Regions from separate parts of the Homo sapiens genome. Here region 2 is linked to region 1. A link is an interaction called in ENCODE POLR2A ChIA-PET data of the cell type or tissue named here. Cell type or tissue: PC-3. All regions are shown on one strand. Each heading gives the region's core, and the rest is flanking DNA. Links, peaks and the distances in the headings are about the cores only. Region 1 overlaps ZXDC (ZXD family zinc finger C). Region 2 has its middle 53 kb from the start of KLF15.

Region 1 (5,381 bases), core at 197-5,196:
CCTGTTGTAGCGTGGCCCTGCCATCAAGAAGGCATTTGACAGAAGATGTGCTCAGAGCCTCTGCTCTGTGACCTGTCTCTAGAAATCCGTGCTCAGGACCCCCAGCTGGGAAAGGGGGTTCCAGGGTACCCTGTGTACCATGGTGAGCAGGGCATGCAGAGGAAACTGCGCGCTTGCAGGGCAGTCCTGGGCCGTCGGACTGTCTCCTTTGTTTCCCAGATGGTTTTTGACGAGCCTGACCTGGAAACGAGTTTGCAGCTGTATTAGAAAATGAAAAATGTAGTTGAAAACTATATTCACAGGCATCCAAGGCCCTTACTCATCTGGCCGTATCCTATCTTCATAGCCTCTTTCCTTAAAATATCCCTCCTCCAGGCGCTGGGCTCTGGCAGTACCACCCCACCGTCTTAAGAAGGTGCCGCGAGTGCGTCGTTGCTCGCACCACTTGCTTAGGCCCGTGCAGAGGCTCTGTAGGCAGGTATGGCTTTATTGGGCCCTCAGCACCCCTGTGAGGTAGGTGTCACTCCCGTTTCACAGAACAGAAAAAGGAGACCCGCAAAAGATAAATAATTTGTCTAAGGCCACACTGCTGGTAAGAGGCTGAACTGGAACCCAGGCTGGGGTGCCTGCACTGCTGCCCTTCATGCCCCCATGCCTTGGCTGGGCAGCTCCTGCGGCAGGAGCACCATCTGCTCTGCTGCAGGGTGGCCCAGTCACCTCGAGGGCTGCATACTCCTGAGACCGCTTTTCTGCCTTCTCGGGAGGTGTGTGGTTTCCTCTGCTGCTTGCATGTTTCAGTGTTGGCACTGACTTCCTTCTGCCCTTTGTTGCAGCAACTGGCTGTTCTATTTGCCCCTACCAGGTCATAGGCCTCTGACCGCCAAGAGCTCCACGTCTCCTTCCTGTGTCCATATGGGGCAGAGCTCCAGCGTAGTAGAAAGCCAGGGCACGGAGGGGAGGTGATTGTAACTTTGAATGTGTCTTGTTTTTCCTCTGATGCCTGTGTGCAGATCAGAGACATAAGTGGACTGGGAGTGTAAGCAAGGAGTTGCCAGCTCTGGGCTCCAGGACACCTGCTCAGTCTCCCTGGGCATCCATTGTCTCAGTGGGAAAGTGAAAGGACTGGCTTTGGTGATCTGTCAAGATAGTTTCCAGCTCTAAATGTCATCCTAGGATTACATTTTTTATGATAATAGCTTAATCGAGATGACTAGAATAAATTGTTTTCAACTGAATATTTAAGCAGTTAATACTTAATTTGACTTAATCTTCCCAACATCTCCATGTAGTGGGTGAAGAAACAGGCACAGAGGTTGCTTAGGCATAGCTGAGGTAGGACTTCAAATCTCCCTACGGGTTTCACTGTATCTCTTGCTTTTTAAAAACAGTTTGCTTTTGACTTGAATTGCTTGTGATGCTACTTCTAGAGATATTTGGTCTCTGTCCTTGCCAGTAGCCAGGGTGCAAAATGCAGGTCTGGTGGTTCTGATCTGATGGGGAAGTGTCACTTGTTCCTGGTTCCTTGGTGATCCTTGGGTTTCACTCTCATTACTCTTTTTGTTCCAGGATGTTGCGCGAGGTTCTCCGCTCGTAGCAGTCTGTACATTCACTCTAAGAAACACGTGCAGGATGTGGGTGCTCCGAAAAGCCGTTGCCCAGTTTCTACCTGCAACAGACTCTTCACCTCCAAGCACAGCATGAAGGCGCACATGGTCAGACAGCACAGCCGGCGCCAAGGTCTGCACTTTCCACGGCCCCCATGGGGAGCTGCTTCCCTGTGAGAAACGGGAACAGTGCCAGTGCCGTCTGTTCCTTCTTCACCTCTTGGAAGGCGTCAGGCAGTGGGGTTGTGGGCGTGGCTGCCAAGCCAAGTGGCCTCTTTTGCACTCTCTGCCACTTTCTTGCCTTTGACCCTCTAATCCCTCCCATGTCTTTTGTTTTTTGAGACAGGGTCCCTCTCTGTCACCCTGACTGGAGTGCAGTGGTGTGATCATGGCTCACTGCAACCTCAGGCTCCTGCTCAAGTGATCCTCCCACCCCAGTCTCCAGAGTAGCTGAGCCCACAGGCATCCACCACCATGCCCAGCTAATTTTTGCATTTTTTATAGAGACAGGGTTTCACTATGTTGCTCAGGCTGGTTTTGAACTGCTGGCCTTAAGCAGTCTGCCCACCTCAGCCTCCCAAAGTGCTGGGATTACAGGCATGAGCCACCATGCCCTGCCCCTCCCATGTCTTTGAAATGCTTTCCTGGAAGAATGTTTCACTTTGTTGACTTTCCCTAGCATATGTCCCCTAAGCCTGTGTCTCTCACTGGGACTTTTGTCCTGAATTCTGAACCTGCCCCTCCTGTGTTTCCGTCTGCCTCAGCTATTCTATCTCCAAGTAACAAAGGCTAGAGCAGAGTTGTGTTTCAGGAGTGGACTGGGAGTAACGAGGGCTGGAGAGGGCAGGGTTAGAGAGGAAAGTGACGGTGGCCTGGTGACCTGTGAGGGGAATGCTGAGTGTGTGAGTGCCTAGTCATTGGGCAGCTTTGCAGCATGGGACTAGGAAACCTACCCCACTAGGCCTTCTCCACAGTCCAGGATACAGAAGTGCCTGGCAGCTGTGGTGGCGGCCCCTCTGGGGAGCACACCCATGTGCCCTATTCTCTGGGCCCTGGTGCGGTTGTCGCTCCTCACCGGGCCTGGCTGATGGCATCCTAGCTGGCCCTAGAGTTACTTCTGCTGCTCAGTCCGTGGAGGCTGTGTGTGTCACCAACTGGGTCCTCACGTCTCCTGTGTGACCAGCAGCACCACAGCAGAGCACCGGCTTTGGGGCGCAGCTGTGTCACAGCTGCCGCGTTGGCAAGGGACAGGCCTCCATGCCTCGCACAGAGTTTGGTGAGGGGTTGGGCTCAGGGCAGTTCTGTGGCCTTTGCTTTCTTGTGATCCTATTTAGAAGTGGTCATGAAGCCCCTCCTTGGGATCTTGGACACTGATCTTTCACAGTTTACAGCAGTTGCCGTTCAGCTTTATATTTAAATAAATTGCCCTTCTGGCTTTAGTAGTGTCTTGAGGACACGGAATGTGCGTGCCACCTGATTCATGTTGGAGGGTGTCACCTTTGCTCACAGAGGCCCACATGACCAGGCCCCTTTTCTCTGAGGGCTCTGTGAGACTACATCACTTAGGCCTCTCCCCTGTTTGGCCGTTCCCTCTCATGGCACACTTCCCCTTTCCTGACCTGGCCAATTGAGAAGTCTGCAGAGGCCCAGTGTTATACTAGATGCACTTTCCTTAAACTCTAGTGGGATGTGAGACCCTCTTCTGTAGCAACCTATGTATCCCAGGATTGAATTTCCTGTGTGACAATGACTTATTTGTGTGTCATCCCCCTGCCAGCTGTCAGGGGTAGAAGACCAGGTGTCACCCTTTCGTCTAGTGAAAAACAGGCACTCGAGAACACCCAGTTACCGTGGGATTATGTCACGCCCTCAATGGGTTGTTTCAGTCCCCCTAATGGTGGTCCTGGGAGTGGGTTCCTCACTGCTTTGTCACTGATGAAACCAAGATAGAAAGGACTTGCCAGGGTCACACCTGCAAGAAGGGCTGGGGCTGGGCTTTGAACTGTGGTGATCATGACTGTTTTGCCAGATGCTCTGCTATCTAATGTTTATTTAGTGATTGTGTTAATATCTGGCCCTTGTACATGTCTGGTCTCTGGTAGTAAATGTTTATAGAATTAGTAAAGTGCTAAGTAAGAAATTTATTAATAAGTGGGTATCATTTGCACTGAGATTATTCATGATCTCTTCACAGGGAGCTGAGTCCTCAAGAGAGTCAAGGGAATTTTTAGGAAGTTTTGAAAAACTGACATAGTTTTCCATTTTTAATTTCTCCAAAGGATCACTACCATTTTCTTTCAAAATGCTTCATTGGTACTAAGGGATATTTATTGAAGAAGTGATACTATATTGATACTTTTTTTAATCTTTAAAGTAATATGACAACTAAAGAGGATACATTCTGAATTTGATTTTCTTTTTGTCTAGAATAGACTTCTTTTGTAGATTTGCATTATTAAAAATATAAAATATAATAGACATTCTGGCCAGGTGTTCACAGCCTGCAGGTATGAGCTTGGGAACAGTAACAGCTGGCATGGGAGAAATAGGATCAGAGAACCGAGAGCAGCTTTTCCTCTGGGCCAGGTGCTGGCACAGTCAGGAAGCTGCTGGGGACAGTCCTATGGAAAGCGTGACATCAAGTCCTTATTTGGCTCTTTTGCCCAAATTAATTATGCTCCCATTTTACTGTTTGCTTGATGCTTGAAGCATCCTGTGATTTGGTGTAATTGGCATGTACTTGTATACAAACCCTAAACTTGCCTATGCATTAAAATTTTTTGGAAGTCATTATTCCCCCAAAAGTATGCTGATTATTTAAATTACGTAGTTGAATAACAAATAATCAAATATTTAAAGAGTATTATGACCAGAAATTAAGACTCCAGATGAAGAAGGGCCTGTTAGAATCATGACATGCTGCAGGCGTGGTGGCTCATACCTGTAATCCCAGCACTTTGGGAGGCCCAGGCGGGCCGATCACGAGGTCAGGAGATCGAGACCATCCTGGCTAATGCGGTGAAACCCCGTCTCTACTAAAAACACAAAAAAATTAGCCGGGCATAGTGGCGGGTGCCTGTAGTCCCAGTTACTCGGGGAGCTGAGGCAAGAGAACGGGGTGAACCCGGGAGGCGGAGCTTGCAGTGAGCCGAGATCGCGCCACTGCACTCCAGCCTGGGCGACAGAGCGAGACTCCCTCTCAAAAAAAATAATAATAATAATAATTACATGCTGCATCAGGGCTGGGCACTGTGCTGGGGGCTGAGGGGACAGTGGTGGTCAGATGGCTCTCCACCCTCAGGAGGCTTGCAGTCCTGCTGGGGAAATGTGAGGCTGGAGATGCAGTGGTAGGGGAGGCTGTGGGAGGGAAAGCCCATCAGGAAAAGCTCCGTCTAGGGGGCCCCCAGCATGCCTGGAAGTCTTGTGCATCTGCCTAGAGCTGAAGCTTTGGGTCTGTCCTGGCTTTGCCAGGCAGCCAGTTTTATTTCCTTTGTTCACCCCTATATGGCTCCAGTCGGTTTTGGGGTGGCAGCTAGTTGTGGAGTGGAGCACAGAGTTTGGCAAACATGAGCTGACAAGCTGATTCGGAAAATATCCTCAGAGCACAGGCCAGCTAGCAACTGGCAGCTGAGTGGAAAGGTTCAGTCCTCTCGGGCAGCTCCGGTGGCACCTAGAGGGGAGAGGGTGCAGGCTTTGAAGCCAGAAAGACATGGATGCAAGTCTTACTTTGCTTCTTGCTGTTACCAGTTGGCCTGACCTTAGGAAATGTTATTTAAT
Region 2 (5,381 bases), core at 197-5,196, 160 kb after region 1:
TTCATGGACACAAGCCCTGTTGCACAGTCTTTGTCCTCTCCTGTGGTCCAGCTCTTCCTGGATCCACTGAGTCCCCAGTCCGCCTCCCAGAGGGAGTCCCTGTGAGCCCGCTGGATGGTGGCCCATTTCAGGCCCCATGCTGGAGGCTGGGCAGGGCTGATAGTGCCACACTGGACATGGAGGAGCCCGGTGACCCAGGAAGGGTGCTGGGTGGTCAAGTCCTTTGGGAGTGGGGGAGGGGAAGGAGCGTCTGCCCCAGCTGCTCAGGCGGTGTGTGGTGGGGCCTGAAGGCTGACGGGTACTGCTTGGGGTGCTGGATCTGTGCTGCTCAGAAGGGCCTGTCTCCCTTGGGTATGTAAAGGAGGTGACATCACCAGAAGTGCTCTGTGAGAGGAAGCAGCATTTACTGGAAAGATAGTTGGTTAAGAGCAGCCTGGAGTATGGGGGGCCTGAGGGTGTGGTACCAGCAGAACTCAAGGACGTGGCAATTGGCAGAGGAGAAACTTGCCTGAAGCAAGGCAAGGAGACAGCTTGGGTGGAGTGGAGGGAGAGTGGAGAAAGGGGCACCATTGCCAGAGATGGAGGCTGCAGCTGGGGCCATAGGCCCAAGGCCTAGCAAGAAGCCATGGAGGAAGAGACCAAAGGGCTGCTTTCTAACCAGCTGAGCAGAAGACCAGGGGAACTCGCTGTCATTCTGCAGTGCAGACAACCTCCCAGTGGGCCTCTCGCTCCCAAAGCTTCAGCACACAGGGCTTCATATGAATAGGCCATACACACATGAACATGTGTTTGTGCACTTGTGCCTATTTGTGCACATGCATGCGTATATGTATAACATGTGTGCACGTGCATGTGTGTATGTATTCACGTGTGCATGTGTATGTTAAAGACAACAGCCATTTCATGCCAAAGTCAGAGGCCAAGGTTGCCCTGAGACCACAGACCCACGGATAGCTCACAGAGGCCTTTGGACTTCTTCAAGGCATGGAGTGAGGTTCAACCAGCCAACATCTGGGTTACGCATTTATTTTCTTAGAGTAAATAATCTTAGGGGTGGGGAACAGCTGACACAGTGTGGTTTTTTTCTCCATGTGATTTCGAAGTGATATCCACCAGGACTTCTGTCCTTAGGCTTCTTTTCTTTTCCCCAGTTGTCAAGGGGAGTAAAGACTCCAGAACTGTGTTTAGTCCTTCAAAGGAAAGTCCACCCCTGGGCGGAGAGAGAAGTGCTCTGTGAGAGGTGCTCAGAGCACCTCTGAGTGCTTCTGATACCAAAATAACCAGCTTCCCAGGCCTTTTTGTCTCCTCAGTACGATGCATGAGATGAAAGTTCCTTCGGAAAACTGAGCATCTGAGACCCCATGGGGATGAAGTTCCATGGAGAAGAAGTTGTAGTGCTGCCTCTGCCTCAGGGGTTAGCCTCCAAGTCAGTGAGTGAAGGAAAGAAGCTTGTGTGGTCAAAGTGATTTGCAGGAGCCTCTTCAGCCACTTGCCAAGCACAATTCTTCTGGACCTGTCCACACAACTCCATTCAGTAAATCTCCTGCACACTCAAAGCTTGAGAATCACAAAGACAGTCTAAAGAAAACATTTCTCTCTTCTTCCTTCTTCTTTCCCTTCCAGACCCCACCCTGAAAAGGGTTTGTGGTCAGACATCCAGCTTTTCAAATCTTTCACCTTTAAGATGGCTGTAATCCCTACTGTGTGGGGCAGATGTTGGCTGCCCAACCCAGCAGCTACTTCCAAAAACTTCCACTCTTGCCTTCCTCCCACACCAGAGGCTAGAAAAGCAGCTCATTCCTTTCCCAGTCTCCCTTGCAGTAAGTGTGACCAGATAGCCCAGCTCTGAGTAATGAAATGTGAAAGGGACTTCTGGGAAGGCATTTGTTTCATTTTGCTTTGTTTTACCTTGATAAAAGAGACAGACACCAGATGAGAATGGAGAGGGCTACTCTTTTCCTCCTATTTTCCTTTGAACATGGATGTGATGCTGGATTTGTGGCAGCCATTTGAAACCCTGAGTTGTCAAGCATGAGAGCAAAATGTCAACAGGCTAAGGAAGTCAGAACGTAATCATGAAAGGAGCTGAGTTCTTCACAGCACCCTTACATAATGGGCCAACTGGGAGACTCATCTGCCTCTGTGATTCTTGTTTATTTGTTAGAATAAGTTCAGACATGAGTGACAGAAAGCCTAAACTGATGATGTTAAAGAAAATATAAGTTTATTTCTTATAGAAATCCAGGCCATAGATGAAAACATGGCTCCACAAATTTCAGGGACCAGATTCAATATGTAGCTTTCATCGTGTGGCCTAAGATGTTGCTCAAGCCCCAGCCATCACACGTGGCTCCAGCCACCAAGATGGAGAAAAGGAGAGTTGATAAGCAGGACTTCTCTCTGTAACACACTCTGGAAGTTGCAGGCACCACTTCCATCTACCAGAACTTAGTCACTTGACCACATTTACTACTTGCGGGACTGAGAAAGGTAGACTCTACTTGGACATCCATGTGCCCAACTAACATTTGATATGTTAAGGAATGACTAGTGGTGACTGTTGCATGAGTAAACATTAAAAGGTTTACATATAGTTAGTCACATTGTCTGTTACTTGCAGCCAATAGCTTTCCTAGCTCATACTCGGTGAATTTCAAAAGCATTTCTCAGATTTCCGTTTCCAACCAACATGGGAAAGTGGAGACTTAATTATTCTTCCTGCATGAAGCAATAACAAACCTGGGCAAAATACAAGAAACAATTACATTCAAAACTTTAGATGTCAAGCTGTGAAGGACAGTGATTCCTGAATGATGAAATCGAATGAGGGAAAGCCAACTTATTGCCTCGAGAGCATTTCCAGGTGGAGGTGCTGGGAGGAGAAACCCAGAGAAACACAAGAAGAGAACCCTGAAGATCTTCAGAGAGTTTCCCTCAAGTAATCAGCTGTAAACATGTCAGTGCTTGTATGTGAGGGAACGAACTGAGGTTAGGAGAAGAACCATTAGAAAAGATTAGAGGGAACAATGCCTGGGGCTGATACAGCTCATATAGGTCCATAGAGTGCCTGTTTCCACCAGCCAGTCTAGGAAACCTCTTAATTCACACAGCATTAGATACCATACTCAGGTATTGTCTTTCAGATTTATTAGAGCAGCATTTATCTACCAATGGTCTTGCATCGATAACAAATCCGAAAGATGATACTTGAAATGATCAAACTGCTTCCCAATAACTTAACTGAGTACCAGAACAAAATTTAAGAATATTTATAGAAATACAAAGCCAGCACAAACATAGTAAAATTCACAATGTCTGGTACCCAGTAAAATATCTTCAGGCATACAAAGAAACAGAAAAATATGACCGTTACTAAAGAAAAATCAAACAATCAAAAGCAAATCAGAACTGACACAGATGTTAGAATTATCAGACAAAGGCATTAAAACATTTATAGTTGCATTCTATATGTATAAAAGCTCAAGTAGAGACCTAATCAAACTTCTGCAGATAAAAACTACAATGTCTGAGATGAGAAATTAATGGCAAATTACACGTTGCAGAAAAAGAGATGAATGAAATTGAAGATACAGCAAAAGAAATAATATAAGGTGATACACAGAGATAAAAAATATAAAATAAATAAACAGTACATCAGAGGAAACTTCAAGAAACCTAATAAATGTTTAATTAGGATTCCCAAACAAGAGAGAGTTTAGTTAAAAAAAAAGATATATAAAGAAACAATGGCCAAAAAATGACAAACTATGATATAAACAATTAATCTACAGATGCAAGAATATCAACAAACCCTAAGCACAAGAAACATAAAGAAAAAGACACCAAGATACATCATGATCAAATTGCTTAAAACCAGTAATTCAAAAAAACCTTAAAATGAGCCATAGAAAAAGGCATATTACATACAGAGGGACAAAGATAAGGATAACAGCATATTTCTTGTTAGAAACAATACAAATGAGAAAACAGTGGAATATCATCTAAATGCTGAAGGAGTGGAGGATGGGGGAGGATTGTTAACCTAGAATTCTATACTCAGCAAAAAACAAAGGCAAAGTAAAGAAACTTTCAACAATAGCTGAAAGAATTACCAACAGAACCACTCCAAAAAAATACTACCAGAAGTCCTTCAGGCAGAAGGAAAATTATACTAGATGAAAATATGAGTTTATAAAAAAGGATGAAGAGCCCTGAAAATGGTAACTATGTGGGAAATGTTAATACTTCTTTCTTATTATCTGAATCTTTCCAAAAGCTAATTGATGGACCAAAAGTAATAACAAGGTATTTTGGCTAATGTAAAGGCTAATGTAAATAAAGGGGCATAATATCACTTGAAGGTGACCTGTGATAAATGATGTTTACTAAAAATTCTAAAGCAACCATTAAAATAACAGTTATAGATATAAGCCAACAAAAGAGATAAAGTGAAATAATAAAAAAATGCTCAATTAAACAAAAATAAATAGACAGGACAAATAGAGAACAAGTAGCAAGATGGCAGATTTAAACCTAGCTATATCAATAAATACATTCAATGCAAATGGTCATGACACTCCAGATAAAAGACAGAGATTTCCAGATTGGATAAGAAAGCAAGACTCAAGTGTATGCTACTATAAGAAATCTATTTCAAAAATAAAGTCACAAATAAGTAAGAAGTAGGAGGATGGGAAAAGATATACCATGCTAACACACATCAAAAGAAATATGTAGTAGCTATTATATATCAATATCAGACAAAGTAAATTTCAGAGCAAAGAATATTACCAGAAATAAAACAGGTAATTTCATATTACCATTATTAATGGAGCCAACTCATCAAGAAAAATAACAATCTAAAACATTTGTGCACCTAATAACAGAACCTCAAAATACACTAGCCAGTAAGTGATAGAACTTCAAGGACAAATAGATAAATCTACAATCATAATCTAATATTTAAATACTCTGACCTCAATAATTGATAACTGATAAAAGAAATAAACAGAAAATCAGCCACAATATAGAAGCCTTAAATAACACTATGAACAAACTTGCCCTAATGGACATTTATAGAACACTCAATTCAATAACAGTAGATACATATTCTTTTGTAGTGCATGAAGAACATTTACCAAGACTGACTACATTCTGGGCCATAAAACAGTCCCAATAAATATTAAAGGATCCAAGGTCACATAAAGTCTATTTTCATATTATAACAGAATTAAATTAGAAATCAATAACTAAAAGATAACCTGGAAATCCCCCAAGTATTTGAGAAGTAAGTAGCACACTTTTAAATAACCCATGGGCAAAGGAAGATATTTTTTAAAATTGTAAAGGTTTTTGAACTGAATAAAATCAAAATGTGACAT

What was found. ChIA-PET counts read pairs that join two places held together with the same protein. Peaks named below come from ENCODE experiments on the same cell type or tissue, not always from the same donor. Only the 100,000 strongest peaks of a DNase experiment are listed, where the experiment ranks them.
Region 2: POLR2A ChIA-PET joins it to region 1 with 10 read pairs; 2 of 35 experiments call an interaction of 5 or more read pairs at or near these places.

Annotation. Positions count from the first base shown.
Region 1 is chr3:126,462,511-126,467,891 of GRCh38, reverse strand. ZXDC (ZXD family zinc finger C) reads left to right here. Exons shown (of 10, transcript NM_025112.5): 5 at 1,567-1,737. Among named protein-coding and RNA genes, the nearest start is that of ZXDC, 11 kb to the left of the region's middle. RefSeq lists an enhancer at 1-156. In PC-3, for the core only: no CTCF peak of the experiment used is centred there; no DNase peak of the experiment used is centred there.
Region 2 is chr3:126,302,070-126,307,450 of GRCh38, reverse strand. It overlaps a transcript of KLF15 not described here. Among named protein-coding and RNA genes, the nearest start is that of KLF15, 53 kb to the left of the region's middle. In PC-3, for the core only: no CTCF peak of the experiment used is centred there; a DNase peak (open chromatin) is centred at 2,540; H3K27ac peaks cover 1,201 bases.